2 separate regions of the Homo sapiens genome follow, and region 1 is linked to region 2. Evidence: read pairs that join two places in POLR2A ChIA-PET (ENCODE). Cell type or tissue: PC-9. All regions are shown on one strand.

What was found. ChIA-PET counts read pairs that join two places held together with the same protein. Peaks named below come from ENCODE experiments on the same cell type or tissue, not always from the same donor. Only the 100,000 strongest peaks of a DNase experiment are listed, where the experiment ranks them.
Region 1: POLR2A ChIA-PET joins it to region 2 with 8 read pairs; 1 of 35 experiments calls an interaction of 5 or more read pairs at or near these places.

What each region holds. Positions count from the first base shown.
Region 1 is chr16:23,489,207-23,494,206 of GRCh38, reverse strand. It overlaps GGA2 (golgi associated, gamma adaptin ear containing, ARF binding protein 2), which reads left to right. Exons shown (of 17, transcript NM_015044.4): 4 at 749-847; 5 at 2,407-2,530. Among named protein-coding and RNA genes, the nearest start is that of GGA2, 19 kb to the left of the region's middle. In PC-9, no CTCF peak of the experiment used is centred here; a DNase peak (open chromatin) is centred at 2,059.
Region 2 is chr16:21,614,320-21,619,319 of GRCh38, reverse strand. It overlaps METTL9 (methyltransferase 9, His-X-His N1(pi)-histidine), which reads right to left. Exons shown (of 5, transcript NM_016025.5): 3 at 1,246-1,455. Among named protein-coding and RNA genes, the nearest start is that of METTL9, 17 kb to the right of the region's middle. In PC-9, no CTCF peak of the experiment used is centred here; no DNase peak of the experiment used is centred here; H3K27ac peaks cover 1,718 bases.

The DNA of each region.
Region 1 (5,000 bases), 1.9 Mb before region 2:
AAGGGAGGTCCCCTGAGAGGTTTACCTTCACAGCAGGTTGGAGGAGGGAGATCTGGGCCAGGGTCCCCACCCTTCTTCCTCCTGTTTCTCGTCTGTTTCTTCAGGGCAGCATTGAGTCTACTGTGGGAGAAGGAAAGGAAGGTTTTATTTCATTTGCCCTTCTTAGACCAGGGCTGGCAAGTTCATGTGCCTTTTCTAGAGAGGGCAGTTCTAGCACAGGGCCCACTAGCTGTTGGCAGGTATGAGTATGGGCTCAGGGTTGCTAGTTTAGGTCTTTGTATATGTTTGAGTGTTTAGATGTTGGTGACTAATTTGCAGTGTTGAAAGCCACAGTATGGACGAGAGGAGGGGTCTGCAGGCTCAGCTTGCCTCTTGAGTGCCAGTGGGTGACATCCGGCTGGTCTTGGGCACTGGATACCAGATCTCTGCCTCTGGGGAGGGGTTGGTTCTTTAGCCACTTTCTCCTCTCAAAGGGTCTCCTTAAAAGGTGGGGTGACCTCAGGGTTTGACATACCTCACTAAGCTATTTCCTGGGCATAAACCTCAGGCAGTTATAGCAAGATTGAACAGGGGACATTTTTTTCTTGATCTGAAAACGTCCTCTTCATCAAAACTTCAGTGTCCTCATAGGCTTGAGGCAGGGTTAGCCTTGGTTCCAGCGCAGTCTCCAGCAAGTGATTACCAGCCTGGAGGGGAGCCTGGGACCACTGGCTTTCCACCTTCTCCTGGGGGTCCTGTGTCTGTGCAGGTGCTGGAGATGTGCATGAACCACTGTGGGGAGAAGTTCCACAGCGAGGTGGCCAAATTTCGTTTCCTGAACGAACTGATCAAAGTGTTGTCCCCAAAGGTGAGTACCTGGGCTTGGCTCTGCTGACTGTGTCGCACCTACGCCCACTGTCAAACTCCTGGCTCCCTCCTCAGGCCAGAGGCAGGCCCACGCATGGACAAAACCTGCTCCTGCCTGTGAAAGAAGCGCTCTCCTCTCCAAGCTCTAGGAAGAGGCTCTGCTCATTAGCTGACCCCTGCCCCTCACTGTTAGCATTTTCACATTTCCCTTTTAAGAAGGCCTGGGGAACGTGTGGCCTAGAGGAGATGAGGAACTCCAGCTTGGAGGCACAGGTTCCTGATAGAGACAGTGAGAGATCCCAGGGGTGGCGTGAAAGTTTCCTATCACCTCCTGCCTTGTCCTCTGTACCTGTCCTCCTGGCACCTGTCTTAGCTCAGCCAGTCTCAGGTAACCAACATTGAGCCCTGCCTTGTTGTGTTCCCACAACAGTGCCGATGCTGGCCATGGGTCCTACAGTTCATTTCAGTTCTGACACTCCCCTGAGTTGCATGCTACCCGGACCCCACGCAGTGAGGGCTCAGTGCTGCTTAGGCTTCCTGTGTTTCAGCTGCCAGCCGTGAGTCTCATGTGTCCTCAAGCTGCTGCACTTCTGCATCCCCAGCTGCAGATTCAGGGGTTCCTATGACCCCCACCGCCCCATATTCCATAATTCCCTAGAATGATTCACGTACACAGGAAAGCACTATACTTTCTATCCCTGTTTTATTGTAAAGGATACAAATGGAAGCGATACATAGGCAAGGTCTTGGTGGGGCAAGAGGGGACAGAGCTGCTGTGCCCTCCCCTGGACTCTGAGCTTGCCATCCTCCCAACGTAGGTTCAACTGAGAGGCTCTCTGAGCTTCCTTGTTTCAGTGTTTTCATCTGAGGTTTTTTTGTTTTGTTTTGTTTTTTTACACATCATTGCTGGCTTGAACTAGCACTAGGTTTTATTACCTAGGCATGATCGGTCAAATCATTGGCCACATAGTTGAACTCAATCTCTAGTTCACACCCCCCTGCCCGCCCCACCACCTCCACAGGTGGGGGGATGTGGGGGCACCGGTCAGGGGATGGGGCTGAAAGTTTCAGCCCTCTGATCACAAGGTTGATCTCTTTGGAGTGGCCAGCCCTTGAAGCTCTCTAGGCACTCACTGTAAGTCATTAGTGAAAACTCAGGTGCACCCTGCGAGTGTGTCTCTTGAATAACAAGACACTCTTGTGACTCAGGAAATTCCAAGGATTTTTGAAGTTCTGTGCCAGGAACGGAAACAAAGACCAAATTTTATTATTATATTCTTGTCCAAGGCAAAAAATGACTGTCCCCAGTGGTGTAGAACAGGCTCTGACCCAGGCTCTTGCATGGTGGGGTTTAGTGTGAGTATTGCCGAGATGAATTCCTTGAATCCCAGGAAGGGCTCCGGGGCTGGGCGCCAGATGGTGTGGCCTCTAGTCTCTCCTCACACTCATACCGCGCCTGGGAGCTTGTGTCTCTGGGCCTCAGCAGCTACCTCTTTAGTTAAAGTGTCGGTCTCCCAAGTCCCTTCCAGCTCTAGAATTCTCTTTCCTTTTTACTTTCAGTACCTGGGGTCCTGGGCCACAGGAAAAGTTAAAGGAAGAGTCATTGAAATACTCTTCAGTTGGACAGTCTGGTTTCCGGAAGACATCAAGATTCGAGACGCTTATCAGATGCTGAAGAAACAAGGTCTGACTTGCCTTACTGTGTCTTATTTCCTCTTGACTAGGCCTGTATCTTCTTGCTTTTTCATCTGCCTTATAATTTTTTGTTGAAAGCTGTACTTCTTATGTAGGACCATAGACACTGAGGTAGAGTTTTTTTTTTTTTTTTTTACGCAATAAATCTTTTATCTACTTACCTTTAAAAGCCATAGTGCAAACCTGGAAAGATGATGTAGGGTTTGCTTTTTTCCCTGTTGCCTGGAAATCATAGGAAACCACAGCATGAAAAAGGTCAAAATACAAGCTACCTATGTCACTAAAGCACTTATTTATCTTTTAAAAGACTTGTTTGCCTAAAAACTAACCTTTTGGTTTTTTTTTTTTTTTTTTTTTTTGAGACAAGGTGTTGCCCTGTTACCTAGGCTGGAGCACAGTGGTGCAGTCATGGCTCACTGTAGCCTCGACCTTCTGGACTCCAGCCATTTTCCTGCCTCAGTCTCCCAAGCAGCTGGGACTACAGGCGTGTGCCACCATACCCAACTAATTTTTTCATTTATTATTATTCTCCCACCCACACCCCAACACACACACACAAACACACACACTCTCTTCCTCTCTCTCTGTCTCTGTCTCACTTGCTGTCTCACTTACACCAAATATTTGTATTTTTTGTAGAGACAGGGTCTTGCAATGTTACCCACGCTGGTCTCAAACTACTGGGCTCAAATGATCCTCCCACAGCCTCCCAGGCGTGAGCCACCATGCCCATCTTTAACCTCTTTTCCTGAAATAGTGGAACCTTACTATGAAGTACAGATAAATGCTACCTATGAGCTAGAGTTTGAAAAATACTATTGTGATAAAAGTAACAACGTGCAGACATAAAATATTTTATAGTTACAAAAGATCTTTCAGTAATCATTTAGTGGATTTATTTTTATTTACTTCTTTTTTTTTTTTTTCTTTTGAGACAGAGTCTCACTCTGTTGCCCAGGCTGGAGTGCAGTGGGGCGATCTCTGTTCACTGCAACCTCCGCCTCCTGGGTTCAAGTAATTCTTGTGCCTCAGCTTCTCGAGTAGCTGGGATTACAGGCACCTGCCACCATGCCTGGCTAATTTTTGTATTTTTAGTAGAGATGGGGTTTCACCACATTGCTCAGGCTGGTCTCAAACTCCCAACCTCAAATGATCCGCCTGCCTCAGCCTCCCAAAGTGCTGGAATTACAGGCGTGAGCCACCGCTCCCGGCTGTGGATTTATTTTTAATTGACACATACTTATACACATTTATTGGAGTACAATGTGATATTTTGGTACATGCATACAATGTGTAGTGATCAAATCAGGGTAATTGGCATATCCATCAGTGAGGTAAGGAGTTTTTAATCCCTGGAATTGGGTAGAGCTTTCCTTTTGGTAGACAGGATTTGAGCTGGGTGTGAGATTTGTTGTTGCTGTAGTTACTATATCAGACTTCAGATTCCTCTAGTGTTAGCTGATGTTTAGGTTGGGGGCTAGCTAGTTTGTTAGTTTTCTTCAGTATCTGTTCTCTCAGCTGTAGGTCTTCACTTTCCTCTGCACCTCAGAGAGAGCCTTTCTCCTTGTTCTTGCCACTCGTAGCAGTAGACAGCCATCCCTTGTCAGAGGGATAGGGTGGCGGGCAGGGCCAGTCTCTGTTCTGATTCAGCCTGGTTCTTAGGCAGGCACTGCATCCTGGGTCTTGGTAGGATCTGTTTGTGATCCTGCCTCACCCCAGTGTAGATCTGGGCCCAGGACATAATTCCTGCTCCTCCTCCAAGGGTACTAGGGTTTGTTTTTGTTTTTTCTCCCCTGTTTTTTCTCTAGCTGCAGTGGGTTCCACCGGTGCTCTAAGGCTGCAGGGTTTGTTACTCTTCTCCCCCTAATCCCGCCTTCAGGCCTTCCCGCTGTTTTCGTGAGCCTCTGGAGAAGAGCTTATTTTCTTTTTGTTGCAGCCTCCAGAAATTCTGTATTCTCTTGGTAGCTCACACTGGCCTGTAGACAATTTTTAAATAATTCTAGCTTAGTTGTTACTATTGGTATTGCCTTTTGTCAATCCTTGGAGGTTGTTTTTTTCCTTAGATTTCAGGTTACTTGGTTGTTGCCCTGTGATCTGGGCTCTCTGATGTATTCAGGGAAGCTGTAGGCTGGGCATGGTGGCTCACGCCTGTGATCCCAGCACTTTGGGAGTTTGAGGTGAGGAATCACTTGAGGCCAGGAGTTTGAGACCAGCCTGGGCAACATAGCGAGACCCCCATCTCTACAAAAAATTTTTTAAAAAAATTACCTGGGTGTGGTGGTGCCCACCTGTAGTCCCAGCTACTTGGGAGGCCAAGGTGAGAGGACTGCTTGACCTTAGGAGTTTGAGGCTGCAGCGAGCCATGATCACACCACTGCATTCTAGCCTGGGAGACAGAGCAAGAATCTGTCTCAAAAACAACAAAAATATTGTGAATTTGCACACTTTCCAGTGTTTTG
Region 2 (5,000 bases):
GGAGTGGAGAAACTGAAACCCTTGTACTACATTGCTGGTGGGAATGTAAAATGGTGCAGCAGCAATGGAAAAGTATTGCAATTCCTCAAAAAATTAAACCCAGACTTAGCCATGTGATCCAGCAACTCCACTTCTGGGTCTATACCCAAAAGAAGTAAAAGTAGGGGCTCAAGTCGGTATCTGTACACCCATGTTCATAGCAGCATTATTCACAACAGCCAAATGGTAGAAACAACCCAAATATCTACTGACAGATAAATGGGTAAACAAAATGTGGTACATGCATACAGCGAATTATCATTCATCCTTAAAGAAAATTTTGGGCCAGGCGCAGTGGCTCACACCTGTAATCCCAGCACTTTGGATTACTTGAGGTCAGGAGTTCGAGACCAGCCTGGCCAAATAGTGAAACCCTATCCCTACTAAAACTACAAAAAAATTAGCCAGGCATGGTGGCATATGCCTGTAATCCCAGCTACTTGGGAGGCTGAGGCAGGAGAATTGCTTGAACCTGAGAGGTAGAGGTTGTAGTGAGCCGAGATCGTGCCACTGCACTCCAGCCTGGGTGACAGAGCAAGACTCCATCTCAAAAAAAAAAAGAAAAGAAAAGAAAAGAAAATTTTGGCCCATGGTACAACATGAGTAAACCTTGAAGACATTATGCTACATGCGATAAGCCAGTCACAAGGAGCTAATGTATATAATTCCTCTTATACGAAATACCCAGAATAGTCAAATTCATAGACAAAGTAGAATGGTGGTTGTCAGGGGTTACGAGGAGGGAAAAATGGGGAGTTATTGTTTATTGGGTACAGAGTTTCCGTTTCGGAAGACAAAAATTTCTGGAGATGAATAGTGGTGATGATTATGCAACAATGTAAATGTACTTAATACCACTGAACTGTACACTTAAAAATAGTTACAACAGTAAATTCTATGCTATGTGTATTTTACCACTACTTAAAAAAATTTTTTTTGAGAATGCCACATTCTGATTAGGGAAGAAGTCCCTTCTTCTGATCTGCCTTTTCCAAGTTGTCTCTCGCTAGTGCTTTTCTTACCTATAGTGCCAACCCCTCCGCTCCAGAAAAATACTGCTACCAGAAGATTATTTCTCTACATTTCCAGTTAATTATGTATGAGATGATTTTTTAAATTTCTAATCATGGAAGATCATTTTTTATTCATATCCTTTAAATAATATACTTTCAAGAAGAAATGCATCTAAAACCAAGAAAATTATACCTGTATTTCTTTTTCTGAAGCTGCCATATCATAGTTTCAGAAAGCTCAGTGGCATAGATTTCTTCAAAATGAGGGCTCATGATTTTTGTGACTTCTCCATCTCCAGCACCTAAATCAAGAAGTCTGTGGGTTTTCCAGTCTGGATTAATTTTAAGCAGTCTCTGAAACTGATCTGGTGAAAACACAAACATTGAGCCTCTTCCTAGCAACCTGAAAGAAAAAAAGGACAAAAATGGAAGTGTCTATGCAAATTAAGCACCCCTCACATACACACACAAAGTGAATATAGTGACTCAGCACCAACAACCATAATCACTTATTACATGGTTAAGATTTTTTTTTTTTTTAGACAAGGTCTCACTCTGTCACTCAGGCTGGAGTGCAGTGGCATGATCTCGGCTCACTGCAACCTTCGCCTCCTGGGTTCAAGCGATTCTCCTGTCCCAGCCTCCTGAGTAGCTGGGATTACAGGCATGCACCACCACACCCGGCTTATTTTTTGTATTTTTAGTGGAGACAGGGTTTCACCATGTCGGCCAGGTTGGTCTCGAACTCCTGACCTCAGGTGATCTACCCGCCTCGGCCTCCCAAAGTGCTGGGATTACAGGCATGGGCCACTGCGCCTGGCCTAATTTTTTTTTTCTTTTTTTTTTTGAGACAGAGTCTCGCTCTGCCGTCGCCCAGACTGGAGTGCAGTGGCACGATCTCTGCTCACTGCAAGCTCCGCCTCCCAGGTTCATGCCATTCTCCTGCCTCAGCCTCCTGAGTAGCTGGGACTACAGGCGCCCGCCACCACACCTGACTAATTTTTTGGATTTTTAGTAGAGAAGGGGTTTCACCATGTTAGCCAGGATGGTCTCGATCTCCTGCCCTCGTGATCCACCCGCCTCTGCCTCCAAAGTGCTGGGATTACAGGCATGAGCCACCGTGCCCAGCAAAGATATTATCTTTTATGTCATTTCTATGATTAGAAGACAAAGTTAATAAAATAAGAAAATGCCTCCAGATACCATTTGTCTTTGGAGTTGCAAATAATGCCCCAAAAAAGCATGGGAGGAGGGAAATAAAAGGTGGAAAGTGGAAAGGATGACAGGGGAAGGAAGAAGAAATAAGTAAGAGATGAATGTGAAGAACTTAAGTCAAAATAGGAAGGAAAAGTGGAAGGAGTAACAGAAAACATGTTTATCAGTTGAAAAAGATGACAAGCTAACACAGCCAGACCACAGTAGCAGAGAAACCAAATAGGAAAAAAAAGTGATTTCAAATATGGAACTAAACCATGGATCAGGAAAAAAGAGCTTTAGTATAACAGATTTTTAAGAGACACTAGAGAAAAGAGGGAAAAGAGTGGTCCTTGTGATGTCGGTTAATATGCATTAAAGTAGATTCGTACTTATGTCAGTTTATATGGTTACAACTGTCTGGGTCCTATTATTTCTAAAGGTCCTAGAAAACACTCAAAACCATAGTGATGCCTTTGAAAAAAGAGACTGAGGGGAGTTTAACTGGAGATTGAAGAGAACCCTCAGAAAAGCAACTATAGGTCCAGCCAAGTCTCATGGAAGCATCACTCTGGGAAATAAAGCGCAATCCCTATTTAGGACTTGTTTTCTAGCTCTGAAATTCTAGTTTATCTAGGACAGGGATTCTCAACCCTCCTTTAAGCAGCAGAACCCTTTCTTTAAATGAAGTGGAACTCACAGATAACATAAGATCCTAAGAGAGCTGCTGCTGTTCGAATGAGGTTGGGAGCCCAGGAGCTGTGGCCAGCCCACTTCTAGGCCTTTCTCTGCAGCCTGAAGCAGTTCCTGAGGCACTTCCTCCTCAGACCCTAGAAAACAGTTTGGGGACCACTGGTCCAGGAAGTGGCAGGGAAACCTGTTCTGTACTGCTGCTCTCTGGAAACAATCATAAGGTACAGAATGTTTGCTGCTATACAGTGACTGGAAAGATGCATGCAACACGGTGCCCAAGGTAAGACCAGTTTTAGGAAAAAATACAAATAATGGAGTTCATGTAACAAAGTCCCCCTTCCTTTTCCCATTAAGGCCATAGGAGAGTTTAACCAAGTTTACAGTAAATCTTCTGCCCCCATAGAAATGCTAAAAATTTGGAGAAAGACCTCAGAGACCACTAAACGTGATGCTACCGACTACAACTGCTTACCAAAGAAAATCACGTCTCATAAAAGACAAGTTGTTTTAATCCTCAATTGTTCATATATTACAGTAAGAAAATAAGCAAATCTGAACTTGCTGAAGTAGCTGTACAAAATTTAACACAGAAACCAGTCACAGCAGAAAGAGGCTACTGGCAGCATGGCTGAGGGGAGGCGAATTTCAAATACTGATGCTGACTTGCCACAGGACCAAAAGTAAGTCACAAAATAGTTATTTTGCTTAAATTTTCCCAGAGCGTGCTTCCCAAGCCATCTCCTTGGGATGTGAGGAATCTTGACATGATAATTATAAAATTCTAGAACAAGAGGTCACCTGAGCTCAGAGCTCACAAGTTCATCTGACTGGTCTACATTTATAGGCACTAGAGGCTGGGCATGGTGGCTCACGTCTGTAATCCCAGCATTTTGGGAGGCCGAGGTGGGAGGATCTCTTGAAACCAGGTGTTTGAGACCAGCTGGGCAACATGGTGAAACCCCGTCTCTATAAAAAATACAAAAATTAGCCAGGCACGGTGGCATGAGCCTCTAGTCCCAGCTACCTGGGAGACTGAGGCAGGAGGACTGCCTGAGCCTGAGGAGGTCAAGGCTGCAGTGAGCCATGATTGTGACACTGCACTCCAGCCTAGGCAACAGAGCGAGACCCTGTCTCCAAAAAAGAAAGAAAGAAGGCACTAGAGAAAGAGGGGAAGCATTGTCCTATTTCGAAAGAACATTAGCAACAGGGGCTCTACAAAAAGATTAACACTGTCAAAAAATAAATCAAAATCCATCAAGCCCAGTGTTTATCAACCAGGATTGATTTTGCCCTCTAGGGGGCAATGGGAGTAGACAGGAGAGTTTCCAGTAATCACAAGGACCTGGGGGTACTACTGCCATTTAGTGGGCAAGGCCAGAAAAGTTAGACTTCCTGCAGTGTGGGGGGCAGTCTCGCACAATGAAAAACAGTATCACCTAAAATACTGAGCCCAATACAAAGTTTCCCATAAACACAAACCATGAAGAGATATGACCCTCTAATTTGGGTTTAACTTTAGTGTTTAATAACCATCCTAGGTTCTCTGATCACAATCTAAGTTCTCTCTAGACTTAAGAGTCTACGGAGAGATGCACCTCTTCCTTATAAAATAAACTCTGGAACATCTACTAAGTCTTTCCTTACTTGGCCTTCTCCTTTCCAAAATAAAGGAAGTTTGATAAGTATCCTAAGGTAATACAAGACAGTACTACAGTAATGATTTCTGTGAGAGATGGCCACCTGTAGTAATTATCTCCCACTGCCATGACCGGAAAGTACTGATGGGCCCTAAAATTTAGTTTTTAGCTGAGAATGGGACACAAGGCAAGAAGGACTGAAAGCAGGGTGGGTATCAGAAGGAAAAAGCAGAAGAGTTTTAAGTAAGGGAAGCCAAAAGGGGTTTATTAACTGCATTGCCTCTTTGATCAAACTGTGAAATTCTAGAGCACGGAATTTTAACCAGGGTCTTATGGGTAGAGGAAAGGGGAAATAAAAGTTTGAAGCCCCCAAAATCATACACAAAATGTTGAATGTAAGCACTTTTTGAAGAGAGGATTCCTA